Linked DNA regions of Homo sapiens: region 1 is linked to region 2. A link is a contact called in ENCODE Hi-C or POLR2A ChIA-PET data. All regions are on one chromosome and are shown on one strand. Each heading gives the region's core, a stretch centred on a gene start or an enhancer-like site at or near the end of the contact. The rest is flanking DNA. Distances are from core to core; before and after follow the strand shown. Region 1 overlaps BABAM2 (BRISC and BRCA1 A complex member 2). Region 2 overlaps BABAM2 (BRISC and BRCA1 A complex member 2).

What was found. A loop is a pair of places that touch in the nucleus more often than their neighbours do. ChIA-PET counts read pairs that join two places held with the same protein, here RNA polymerase II (POLR2A). Pooled maps may share reads with other maps.
Region 1: a map of gastrocnemius medialis shows a loop between it and region 2 (7-fold over the local background). The contact joins two enhancer-like sites. A Hi-C loop is called at or near these places in 7 of 168 maps with a recorded cell type or tissue (astrocyte of the cerebellum, gastrocnemius medialis, heart left ventricle and 3 more) and 2 of 50 pooled maps. POLR2A ChIA-PET finds 5 or more read pairs at or near these places in 9 of 52 experiments (AG04450, CD4-positive, alpha-beta T cell, OCI-LY7 and 4 more).

What each region holds. Positions count from the first base shown.
Region 1 is chr2:28,197,432-28,204,290 of GRCh38, forward strand. The region is part of intron 7 of BABAM2 (BRISC and BRCA1 A complex member 2); the gene reads left to right. The region is part of intron 1 of LOC100505736 (a long non-coding RNA gene); the gene reads right to left. Among named protein-coding and RNA genes, the nearest start is that of BABAM2-AS2, 110 kb to the right of the region's middle. Within about 2 kb of position 4,434, at least 4 of the 41 ENCODE cell types and tissues checked have a DNase peak (open chromatin) inside an H3K27ac peak, as active enhancers do; they include gastrocnemius medialis and left ventricle myocardium inferior, where a contact is called at or near this core.
Region 2 is chr2:28,161,294-28,167,625 of GRCh38, forward strand. All of the region lies in intron 7 of BABAM2 (BRISC and BRCA1 A complex member 2), which reads left to right. The region is part of intron 1 of LOC100505736 (a long non-coding RNA gene); the gene reads right to left. Among named protein-coding and RNA genes, the nearest start is that of BABAM2-AS2, 150 kb to the right of the region's middle. Within about 2 kb of position 3,123, at least 10 of the 41 ENCODE cell types and tissues checked have a DNase peak (open chromatin) inside an H3K27ac peak, as active enhancers do; they include gastrocnemius medialis and left ventricle myocardium inferior, where a contact is called at or near this core.

The DNA of each region.
Region 1 (6,859 bases), core at 3,184-5,683, 37 kb after region 2:
CGATGTTTTCTACCTTTTAAAAGTACCAAAAACACTTGCTAAAAAATGGGCATGGCAGATTGATTTAAAACATTTCCTCTTTACAATGATCTAGATGTCCTACCCTTAAACCTAAATGAGAAATGGAAATGAAGTAAAAGGGATGAGATAGATAAATTGCTGTTTTTGTTAGAAGGAATCAAAGAATTGTGTCTGTTACAGCCATAGTAGAGAGTACTAGTAACAAAGCCCCATTCCATGTCAGAATCATTTGGAGAACTTTTAAAAAAATACATGTTCCAACTTCTGTTTCTCCCAGTATGTATGACTCTTCCTGAGCAACCCTCTAGCTAAAAATCTGGAAATGAAATAAGATAAAATAAAAACTGAAAGTAACACAACCTCAGAGGCCAGAAATAATGTTTAAGCAAGATCCAGAAGAGTAGGTCAGCACTAAAGACAGCTTTCAGAAAACCCAGACATCTACCTAGCCACCATGTCCTTTAACTTAAGTTCTGATAACCTAATTAGGTGTAGGAGACAGGAGCTAAATCCAAGGTTTTGTCCAAGGCGGGAACCCCGTAAGTCCATATGAAATTGAGACCCCCAAATTGCAATAGCCTCCATGTAAGGATAAATTAGAAGGTAATCTGTGCTACAGAGGGAGAATGCAAGGAAATATGCTTATGTTGACTTGGTTTGGGGTAGAAGGGAGAAAAAGCTCTCCGCTGAAAATTCACTACCACAGGACAGCTTTTTTTTTTTTTGAGACTGAGTCTCGCTCTGTCACCCAGGCTGGATGGAGTGCAGTGGTACAATCTCGGCTCACTGCAAGCTCCGCCTCCCGGGTTCACGCCATTTTCCTGCCTCAGCCTCCCGAGTAGCTGAGATTACAGGTGCCCGCAAAAAATGCCTGGCTAATTTTTTGTATTTTTTTAGTAGAGACGGGGTTTCACCATATTAGCCAGGACGGTCTCAATCTGCTGACCTTGTGATCCACCCACCTCAGCCTCCCAAAGTGCTGGGATTACAGGCGTGAGCCACCGCGCCTGGCCAGGACAGCTTTAAAGGAAATTTGCAGCCTGGATTTACAATGATCAGAACGGCCTGAAAACCATCAACCAAAGAGTGTTCTTTAGCATCATCTTCAATTGTTGGTACCTGAGGTACCTTCCTGCTGTGTGTCCATAGTACCTGTCCTTCCTTCTCCCCCTTGCCTTTAGCTCCAGTGACTAAATACCAGGGAAGCCTGAGCCTGGGCCTGTGTTGCCCTTGAGAGATTAGATCGTATAGTTGGCCAAAACATTTTTCACTAATATCAGTGTTACTTCAGCCCTTTAAGTAAGCAGAGACCCACTGTGGTATCAACAGTCTTTGGTCTTGACTTGCAGGATACAAGTGGGAGGGGAAAATAAAAAGGAAAGGAAAAAGGAGAACTTTTTAATGCCTTACCTGTATTTAGAATCTGTTCTAGTGACAACACCTCCCCTGCCCCCACCTGTCCTCACAAAACCTGTAAAAAACCTAAAGCAGGTCCACTCTGAACTTTAGGGAGGAAGGCCAGGCAATGTGGATGAAGAGTATGGTAATTTACCTAAGATTATTAGAATTTTTGGTTTGTCGGCTTGAATGTGTGTACCTGTTACCATGGTTCTATCCCAGCCTTTCTTTAAGTGCCTTGTTTTTGCACTTCTTGGATTCCTTTTTATAATGCAGTGCTAATCCCTTTGCTGGGTCAGCATCGAGGGCAAACAATTGATTTTAGAAGTGCTGTGCCAGTTGGTGTAATCCCAGAAGCAAGGTGGCGTGTGTGACATTGCATGCTGAGTTGACATCTTAGCCGACACACATCCTTTGCTCTTTCGTTACGTGCTTGTAACAAGTTGCATGTTTTATGTGCATATTCTTGGCTAGGCTGGCACAGGTAAGTGCCACCTAGCCCTTCCTGTTCCCAGCCTACATTTGCTGTTTGAGTGGCTGTGGATTTTTCTAGCAGATGACAGTCTTTGTTTTGAAATTTTAAAAATTCATAAATGACTTTGTTCATTCTTATCCACCAAACTCCTAGAATTGTGCTTGGCAAATACTAAGCACTCAAATTTTTTGAATGATTATTATTTTGTTTAGACTATAATTAGGGCCCGGAAGATATGATTGAAACTAGGTATTAGCTTAAGGAGATGAGGTTGACTAGGCACTAGTGTCCTAAGCTAAGGCTGAAGAAGAGTTCAGGAGTCGTGTTGACCCTTTAGTTGGCAGTAAGGCAAGTGAGGAACAGAAAACGAACTTCTGTGGTGGTCCAGGGCCAATAGATTGGGTTCTAGGAAGGCAGCGGTGGGCAGCAGTGGAAGTTTGAAGGACCTGCAGACTGATTAGTTTCTGGCCAAAATTTAGGAGCCATTGTTGACAGGTATGGAACGAAACATCCTGGACCCTAAGACCTAAACAAGTGATCCTTATCTAGGATTGGCACCAAGGCATTGTGTGGAGCTGGACGGTTCCTAACACCTGTTATTTTATAAAATAAATATTAGGAAACCCCTATTCATTTTGAATGTGTTAATGAAAGTGAACTGCTAATCACAGTTAGCACTTGTATCTTTTCTACTAAATGTGTGAAATGTGCCTTTTAGGGAAATATAATACACATTTTCATTCTTGTTTACCTTCTTCATACGTAGCTGGTTTAGAATCAACTTTCCAAAACAACCCTACCTATCTTCTAGGCTGTTGACAGTGATTGACAGTGAACAACACTAAAAGAAGGAGAAGCCAGGACAGGACATTGTATTTCTTCACTGAATTCCTTTCCCCTTATTAGTCATTGCTGACTCTCCTGTATTCATTTTTCACTGATCATCATTCACCATTTCCATCTCACTGAGTCCAAGTGTCTCTCCATACATGTTTGTCCCTTATTACCCTCTACTAATGGAAGGCTACAAAAGCTAATTTGTTAGAGAAGTGAATGAAATATAATGTCATCTATAAATATTAGCTCTCTTCTTCACTCCCTGTTAATAAAAGCAGTATATCATTTCAGAGAGAAGAAAAGACCAGGACCTATCCATTTGTAATCATACTGTGCACACATTCAATTAGCCAGAGGGGTAAAGTGCATATTAGTAGGCAGCCTGGGAGTTTGCTGGAGCAATTAATCGGCTTTGTCATCTATAAGTAATAGTTTAAATAACTTTCTCTTGCTCCCTTGACTGAAACAGCCAATCAGATTCAAGCAATAGATAGCATCCTTAACCTTCCCAAAAATAGACTTAACACTACAATGTTTGTCTTTTCTTATTAAAAGCTCTATGCTATGTACTAGTTTACCAGGTATCTATGGGGTTTTTTGTTTGTTTGTTTGTTTGTTTGTTTTGAGACAGAGTCTTGCTCTGTCGCCCAGGTTGGAGTGCAGTGATGCAATCTTGGCCCACTGCAACCTCTGCCTCCTGGGTTCAGGCGATTCTCCTGCCTCACCCTCCTGCATAGCTGGGACTACAGGTGCGCACCACCACACCTGGCTAATTTTTTTGTATTTTTAGGAGAGACAGGGTTTTGCCATGTTGGCCAGGCTGGTCTCAAACTCCTGACCTCAAGTGATCCTCCCACCTCGGCCTCCCAAAGTGCTCAGTTTACAGGCATGAGCCACCATGCCCGGCCTCTGTGAGTTTTTTAATGGGGAGAGCAAGGGGAGGAAATTTTGGTAATAACCAAGGATCCGTGTCCTGTGTTCCATTTTTTAAAAAGTAGTACATTATTGTGTGGTATTAAATTGTTTTTTATTTTTTTTAGGATTTGACTATAAGGAAAGAAATTCCAGTATGCAACATGATAGCAGAAATAAACAAGCTGTCAGATTTTGGAAATGAATATGAATTTCATTTTCTTTGGTCCTAATATCACATAATGATTGTTTTTATACAAAAATACCATATGGCTAATGTGGACCCAATCTCAACATTTGTTTGCTGCCTTACACACACATTTTTATTTATATTTCTTTTTTTATATATGGATCTTCAAGTGGGATGCCAAGAGAGACGATATTTTTGAGGAAGTCAGTGCACAGTCAAAGAGGATATGAACCCAGTCTAGGTGTTACATGGTGCCCTAATATTCCGCTTGCATAAGAAGAAACCTTTTGTTTGTGGCCTTAGTTGTCACCAGGAGACCATTGTTAATTTTGCTTAAAAGCTCTTCTGTTGTGTTTAGGTGGCTTTTTAATATAAAGGAAAGAAAAAAATGAAGAACAAGTTTGGCCAAACTCTTAACATTTGGCTCTATCAGGAGTCTCATCTCCGCTTCGTAGCCTCAACTAATCCTCCACAGCCTCTTGCCAGAGATTTCTTAAGTCTTAAGACTTATAAAGACGCTGGCAAGAAACTGCGGTGCATCAGCAGGAACAGGTTGCAAAATGAAGACAAAGCCTCTGGCAAGACACAGGAGGATTAATAGAGGCCAGGCCATGAAATAGAGATGAAGCCCCGAATGGTGAAAGATCTCTGAAGTCACAGTACAGATACAGAACCGGTGTTCTGTCATTTGGGAAATCATATGGGATGAGCCACGGGGCCCAGTTGGCCAGGGGAACAATTGGGAATTGCAGGTCAGGAGCATCCTTTGCCAGAGGAAGTTAAAAGCTTTTAGAACTGGGAGTGCTCAGAGATCCCAGAACAATCTCTAGATGTAATTCACACCTCTACTCTGATAAGGAGTGTGAGACCAGATGGAAAACCACTACTGGGTCAGAGAGTGAAAATAAATCCTAGAGAAGATGCCAGAAAGATTTGGCTAAGCACTACTTAATGGAATAAAATTCGTGACCGGGGTACTGACTGTGTTCCTAATGTTGGATTATTTTAGCCTTGCTCTATTAGTAGTCCTCAGCTTTGAACCCAGCCTCTCTCCCTTCCTGTCTCTTCCCACATCCCATTGAGTCCCCCCTTCCCTGGAGCTTCCCCCTCCTGCTTCCCTCCCATGCCCCTGCCCCTTCCCTGTCTTCTCTCTCTTCCTCCCATTTAAAATGTTACTTTTTCTCAATAGCTTTATCAAGGACTACTTTCCTATAATGTTGAGTAGGAAGTTCCCCAAAGAATAGAAAAATCTGCTTTAATTCCAACATCTAGTTGCTTCAGAAACAGCTGGGTAAATTGGACTTACCCAAGTTGGACTTAGTAATGTTGTTCTAGTTTATGCGATGGGAACATTTTAGTTGGGGCTTTTGTTCATTCATCACATGCAGCTGGGGGAGGAAATGGCATTATTTAACTTGTCCATAGTGTATCTTTAAATATGAAAAAGAAATGGAACCTATGAATACAAATAATCAGGACTCTCATCCTTTCTTTAGACTTAAAAAGAGAGAAAACAAAGACTTAAATAAACATCTTCAACAGGTAGTACAATGTAAAAAGCCTGTAAAACATTGCCACAAGGATATATGCCTTGAGTGCTTCAATCACGGGGAATATTCCTCCCATGTTTTACTGCAGTTAATTATGGCAGAGCACCAGCATGGATTTTGTACCTTAACCTCACCTGTGTCCTCCACCCCCCCACAGAAAGAATGCTTTCCTATTGATGAATCATTATGGGGGCACATCCTCTCTTGTGTGTAGGGTAAGAATGTGCCAAAATTAAGACGTACTGGAATTAAGAAAGCCAAAATGAAGTGTCACGTTGAGCTAAGGTGACAGGTTGTACCTTGACCTTTATAATGAATTCACTTAATTTACTTCTTTTAGTCCTCTCCGAATATGTTCGGCCTTGTATTTTAGGATCTGGGTTTCTCATTTCAAAGCATTTATCAATTAATTCTGTAAGAAAAGGACTCACTTTACTGCTGAGAAACAGTTGCGATCTTCTCTAGTAGTTAGAAAACTCAATTCAGATCACCATCATCCCACAGCCTATTTTATTCCATTTAGCTACATATGTCAATCATGAATTTTTGGAAGACCCTCATGGATGAGTACCAAATAATTCCTGCAAATGGTTTTCTACTTTCTTGTGTGAGGGTGGGTGTCTCTGGCACCTTGGGTTAGAGAGTTGAATTCATCATACTGGTTAGTTGATAGCACATTATCATCACCACCAGTCGGTGCATGGCTTTGCTTTTGTTTTCATCTTTTTACTTTTTCATCTTCCATCTCCACTCTTCCCATTCCCATTAACAATGTTCTTATTTATTTATATGCCCTTAAAAATATAGTAGGTTGTTTTGTGGCCTTTACATAAGAGACGTTTTTCATTTACATAGGTGATATACTAAGGTTCTCATTCTGTTTCTTATATTCACTTGGCTTTATGCTTTTAAGAGCTTTCCTTTTACATTTAGGTTGTTGAACCTGATTGCCATGTGGGGTTCCATAGCAGGCATCCACCACACTCTTCTTTCCATTCCCATGGTAATAAGCAGCGCAGTTGTCTTAGCTTGCCAGGGTGAACATCCTTAGAGCACTGCCAGATTGCCCTTCCGGAAAGGCTGCGCCAGTTTAGAATCCCACCAGCAGCACTTGCCAATGCTTGTCCTCCTACATCCTTGCCAATACTTTGTATTACCCAAATTTATCATTTTTGCCAATCATTACGATATCTTGCTTTAATTTGTATTTCTCTGATTACTGGTAGGCTGATCATTGTTTATTTGCTTTTATCCATTTAAGCTTCCCCTTCTATTTTTTTAACCTATTTTTACATTTGTTTCTTATTTGTTGGAGTTACTTACATATTGTGATACTAATCTTTTATTTGAGTCTTTGTTATTATCTTTTCCCTATAAGTTACCAGTCTGTTCATTTTGTCTGTAATGTCCGTCTTTGAACAGAAATCCTTATTATTTATCCTACTTAAATTTTTGTACCTTTCTAGAGAAAAATGT
Region 2 (6,332 bases), core at 1,873-4,372:
AGGGTTCCTGGGGGGCTCCAGGAGTCTAGGTGCTGGGGTCAACCAGTGACTCACTCAGAGCTTGAGCCAGTTTCCAGTCAGATGACTCCAGGGAATGGGAATGGGGATGGGAGCAAGAGTTGGGTTGGGGGTAGGTAGAAAGTAGAAATTAGAGATAGGCCTTCAAGGAAATTCCAGTTTGCTTTCCCCATTTTCAGAGTCTCTGGTTTGGCTCAAACTCCCAAAGTGTCTCAAAGACCCTTCTTCCTTTTATTCTGGAGCTACTTAGAACCCAAACTCTTCCCCTTTTCAAGCAAGGGTTAGCCAGAACTGTCTATCAGACCTGTCCAGCATCTTACCCTGAAACCCCTTGGGCAATGCTGAGGCCCTGCATTCCTAATACAAAAGGGAGCGCAAATGGGTGGGTGTGTCCTTTTTGGCTCTTGTTCCCCTCCACTTTGCTCTTTTGCGGTCAAAAAGTCTTGCACAGCAGTTACTTAATGCCAAGCTGGCCCAGCTGCAGCTAATTTAATCACTCATCTGTTGAGTGAGGTACTATTTTCATTTTGCACTTGGGGTAAACTGAGGGCAGAGATCTTTAATTATTTTATTTAGCACCAGAAATGGACTCTGATAGATATAGGATGAAACATTTGGACACTCTTTTGTTTGCTTTCCATTTGAAACATGATTCACTATATTATATACTGCTTCCTGTGCCCTAAATTAGTATAAATTTAAATTTTAGCTACTGCAACCTTCTCTTCAAACTAACTACTAATTCCTAGAATAAATACTAGTGATTTCAAATGAAACCTTTTCAATTAATGAGCAAGTGGCAAGGAGTTGTAATTGTTTAAATAAAAATTATTTAGAAACTTGAAATACCGTATTTTGTCTTTTTAAAAATACCAGTGGGTGTTTAGGCCCACGTAAAGAGAGTACATTGCTAGGCCCTGCAGCGCATACCTCACACCGGGACAGTAAAGACAAAGGGCACCTGAAATGTACATGGCTCTCTTCAGGATGCTTTGAGAAACCAGAACTTAAGTAACGGTTAAAGTAGAGACTCCAAAGTCAGACAGACCTGGATGTGAATCCAGCCTCCAATACTAAGTAGCTGGGTATTCTCTTAGCCTCCTTTTTGTCACCTTTTACCCAGGCATGAGGATAGTATCCACTTCACAGTTTTGAGGATTAATTGAATTAAAACATGTGTAATGAGACTACTGTCTGGCATACACTACTCTATGGAGTCAGTGCCCAGCGAATGATAGCTCTTCCTAGCTCAGCCAACCCTGCACCGGGCTTCTTCCTAAGTGCTGTTATGCACATAATCTCATTTCATTTCCCTACCAACCAGCCAGGTAATGCTCTTCCTCGCACACTAGAGCAGTGTTAGTTGAACATTTGAATTTTTAAGCATCTTGACTGAATATGACACTGCATTGGTGACATTTTGATAGCTGTCACTGCATGGTTTAGTTCCAGCATCTTTCAGCACATTCAGAAGCATCAACCTTTACATGTTGGGGCTTCTCCAACAGCAATTATAGCCACAAGTGGAGAAAAGCTATACATGTTCTCATAAAATATCATCGAGATTTGTGTCATAGGCCTCTAGTGACAAAGACATGTTTAACTGCTAGATGTCAGTTTTTTTCCCCCTTTCAGATAAAATTAAACTGTGGAGTTACCATTTAATCCACAAGTGTAAGAATAAATTGGTTTTTTAGTCCCAATTCTGTAGAAAATCAAAACTAGTACCAAATATTTTTATTTATAAACATTTTTATTGTGGGTGTAGGCATATCTGTGTGTAGACAGATAGAATGAGGTGCCCCCCGAAAAAAGACGGTGGTGTCATCTTTTGTGGCCAGCCTAGTGAAATCCTCACTCTCCTCAGATGCCTCCCAGCCGGCAGCCACCCTGCTTCCCCCATGACCTTCTTCTGAGTGTGAAGCTCTGGGTGCCAGCGCTTCTTCCAGCCAAGTCAGCAGGTGGGCCAGGATCAGCTTGAGAATTAGTTTTCTTAACAGCCCCAACTGGCCACTCTCAGAATAATTCTGTTAAATGTGACCTCTTGTGTTATGTGGAGTAAGTCAGTAGCTGGCTATCAGGGAGACTTTAGAGACCCAGAGAGCTTTATGCCTAAGGGGAGAAAAAGAACATTTTTCTTGTCTTGAGGCAGGTCACAGAAAATGTACACATGGTGCTGGGGACAAAGGTCTAGGAGAAAAGCAAAAGGCAGTCACCCCTGCCAGATATCTAATAGAATGCCAGAGTTAGACATGAATGCCATAAGAATAATGAAAAACTGAGAGCCATGGGCCTTAGGAAGAGAAAATGGAGTAAATCGGATGATAGAGCAAGAGAAGTTGTGAACCCAGCCAGAAAGAAAGGTAAGGGTGAGGCAATCTGTCCCCATCTTAACACAATGTACTCCTAAGGGTGAGACTTGTGTAAGATCGGCTGGGCTGATGGAGCTGGGTCAGAGGCCTCAGAATTGGACTCACGTGGCCCAAGGCTCTAAGGTAATGTGATCTATCGTCATGGAGATGAGAATTGAGGCCATCCACCCCTTGTGGGTGTTTTCCTCAGGGCACTGCCCATTGCACATTGCTAGATCATTTCCATCTGGCTTCATCTCTAGGCCCACTGCTATGCACCTCTTAGAAACTATCAGGTGGTACTGAAAACTGAAGATGAATTTTCTCATGGAGTTCTCTTCTTAGAAACTCCTAGACTCAGTGACTGATTGCAAAAGGCACATCTGGCACAAGAAAACAGACTCCTACAACTTGTTGCACTTAACATCTTGATACCAAGGATCATAGGGATGGAAAGACAGTGCTAATCCCCATAAACGTGTGGTGTCTGGTCACTTCTGTGCATTCCGTGCAGTCAATAAAATACAGTGTTGATGGAACCCAGTGCAGGTGGAGTAGAGCAGTTCCACATGTGCAATTGGTATTTGCTCTTCTTCCCTTCAGTGTGTTTTTTGTTGTGTCAAACACAACCGAATGAGAGTTGCCCCTACACCCCCACGTGGAGTTAGAGGAGTGCGTCCTGGCCTGGAATAGGTCTCTCTTTCTGGGCCACTCTGTGGGCTGTCTGAGCAGTGGAAGCATAAATATAAACCTCGGGCACATAAGGACACACACAGGCCGCAGAGCCTGTCAAGGGCTCTGTCATGTTCCGAGTGAACAGATGTTTATCCCACAACATTTTTTTTTTCCTTCTTGGAGTTTGTCCAATGCATTAAAAAAAAAACTAAACTGTTTACACTAATTATTCCCTTTTGCTGCCTTTGCTTGTTTTGTTTTGCTCTTTTCTTTTTCCCATACATTAAGAGCTATTCGTGTGAGGAAATTCTGCCCAGCTGCTTTCTGGAACAGATACTTCCATAGCTTAAACCAGGAACCCTTTGTTCTTGGATCTGAGTGGAGCTCAGATTGCCTTGTCACATGTATCTTGGCGCTTCTTCCCTGAAGTTTATAGGCTTTTAAAAATCCATTTCCTTTTTACCCCAAAGATAATCAGCTTCCATAACTTTTCTTAAAGTAAATAACTCCAGATCCCTTCATGGTTTCAGATTTTCCCGTATGCTTCAGTCAGGATTTTATTCAGCAATCATTTATTAAGTACATTCTTAAGTTTGGTGAGTACCATACCACTGTACTAGGTATCAAAAGAGAAACCCTTTCCCCTTTTATTGGTTTGTTCATGTTTTCACTTATTTTTTCATTTCCTTCATTCAAGAAATATTTGTTTAGCTCCTACTGTGTCCCAGGTACGGTTCTGGGTGCAGAGGAATCAGTGATAAGCAAAAACAGACATCGTCTTTGCCTTCAAGGAATTGCCAGTGTACTGCGGGAGAAAGACGTAAAGAATTAATTGCAATTCAGGGTGATACATACTATAATAGTAGGGTGTTCAAGTTTCTTTGAGGAATGTGAAGGGTGTAATTGGCTCTGCCTCAGGCATCAAAAATAACTTTACAGATTACTGGACATGTGAGAGGATTCTACAGAGAGAGGACAGCACATACAGAGGTGAGGAGGTATAAAGTATGGTTGGTTCGGGGAGCTTGATATCTGAATGCAAAAACAGCAGATGCAAGAGGTGAAGCTGGAAAACTAAGTTGGGTAGCCAAGTTGTTAAGGTCATTTTGCATGCCAAGTTTAAAAATCTGGAGTATGTCTTAGAGAAAATGGTGGGGGAAGGGGCACTGAAGCTTTTTTTTTTTTTCCTTGCTTTTTTTTTTTTTTTTTTTTTTTGAGACAGAGCCTTGCTCTGTCACCCAGGCTGGAGTGCAGTGGTATGATATTGTGTCACTGCAACCTCCGCTTCCTGGGTTCAAGGGATTCTCCTGCCTCAGCCTCCTGAGTAGCTGGGATTACAGGCATGTGCCACCACACCCAGTTAATTTTTGTATCTTTAGTAGAGATGGGGTTTCACCATGTTGGCCAGGATGGTCTTGAACTCCTGGCCTCAAAGTGATCCACCCACCTCAGCCTCCCATAATGCTGTGATTACAGGCATGAGCCGCTGTGCCCGGCTACACTGAAGGCTTTTAAGCAGAGAAAATGCTTTGGAAGTAAATTGTGTTTGCTCAAAATTCATATGTTGAAGCCTTAACCCCCTAGTACCTCAGAATATAACTGTTTTTGGAGATAAGGCCTTTAAGAGGTAATTAGATTAGAATGAGGTCATCAGAATGGGCCCTAACCCAATATGACCAATGTCCTTATAATAAGAGGAAATTAGGACACACATACACACAGAGGGAAGACGCAGGGAGAAGACAACCATCTACAAACCAAGCAGGCCTCAAGAGAATCCAGCCCTGCTGACTCCTTAGACTTCCAGCCTCTACAGTTGTGAGAAAAATCAATTTCTGTGTTGAGGCCACCCAGTCTGTAGTACTTTGTTATGGCAGCCCTAGGAGGTGAATACACCAAGGTTTAAGTTTTGTAAAGATAACTAGAGTCCATGGAGGATGCTGGCTTGGAGAGAAGAGTAACTTGAAGTAGGAGATGCTGCAGTAGGAGAGTAGGAGCTGCAGAGGTCTAGGTCATGATAATAAGGTTGAGTGACCAAAAACTACTCTAGCGAGTTATCCTATCAACCAAAATAGTGAATACCACAGGAAGGACACATTTTGGGGGAGTAGGGGGAGGGGTGGATGCCAAACTAGTAAATCTGGATTTGGACCGCTTCACTTTGGTGTGTGCCCTGGATGGCTGCATCAAAATGAACTTTCTTACCTTCTGGCCTTTGATTGGGTTCAGCAACTAGAGATTTGAGGGTGGAAGGAGAGTAAGGAGGGATATGTCTCTTACCCCTGACGTCCTCCCTTCTTTGCACTGGCGTGACTGTGTTTGAGTCTTCTACCTATGGCCACAACTCCACTGGGAGCCCCGCTCATGACATTACAGTTATCTTTGGTTTGATCCCAGTGATAAGTAATGCCTTTCCTTTGTTGCCAGCCCTAGGGTGCTTCTCTATCTCTTTTTGATTTCTCTTACGCTGTTTACAACCTCATAACGAATGCCTTCATCAGACTTGCTTCCATCTCCCCTTTCAGTGTGCCATCTATTTCATGCCATGACCCTGATGAGTTTTAAATGCCTACTGGACACCCAGGGGGAGATATCCAAGAGACAGTTAGAAATTTAGGATTAGGGACTTGGAAATAGATTGAGACTGGATATAGCTTTAGTGTTAACATGCTGGTGGGTGTGGAAACCATGAGTTGCCGATAATATAGTGTGAAAAGAGAAAAAGGTTCTTGATTGGAATGCTGGAGAAGATAAACTTTTCAGGAATTGACAGTTTTCTGCAGCTAATAGAATCTCACTTATGCATATGTTCTTCATTCTGATTGTGTGACTAATTCCATATGAATCATTCAGACTGAATACTTGCACCGTCACTAGTTATATAGATAGGTACTGAAGTTTGCCTTTGTCTTCAAGAAGGGACTTGGTGACCAATGAATAGTGAAACAATTTCAGAGAAAATATGTAAGTAGCATAATCAAGGAAAACATTTTTAAGCATCCTTAAGGATTTCATAAATGTATTTATTTCTAAATCTTTATTAATAACGGGTTATTTTTAAATGATGCCGTTTGCGCTGGGAGCAGTGGCTCATGCCTGTAATCCCAGCACTTTGGGAGGCCAAGGTGGGAGGATCAGCTGAGGTCAGGAGTTCCAGACCAGCCTGGCCAACATGGTGAAACCCCGTCTCTACCAAAAATACAAAAATTAGCCAGACATTGTGGCGGGTGCCTGTAATTCCAGCTACTAGGGAGTCTGAGGCAGGAGAATCGCTTGAACCCGGGAGGC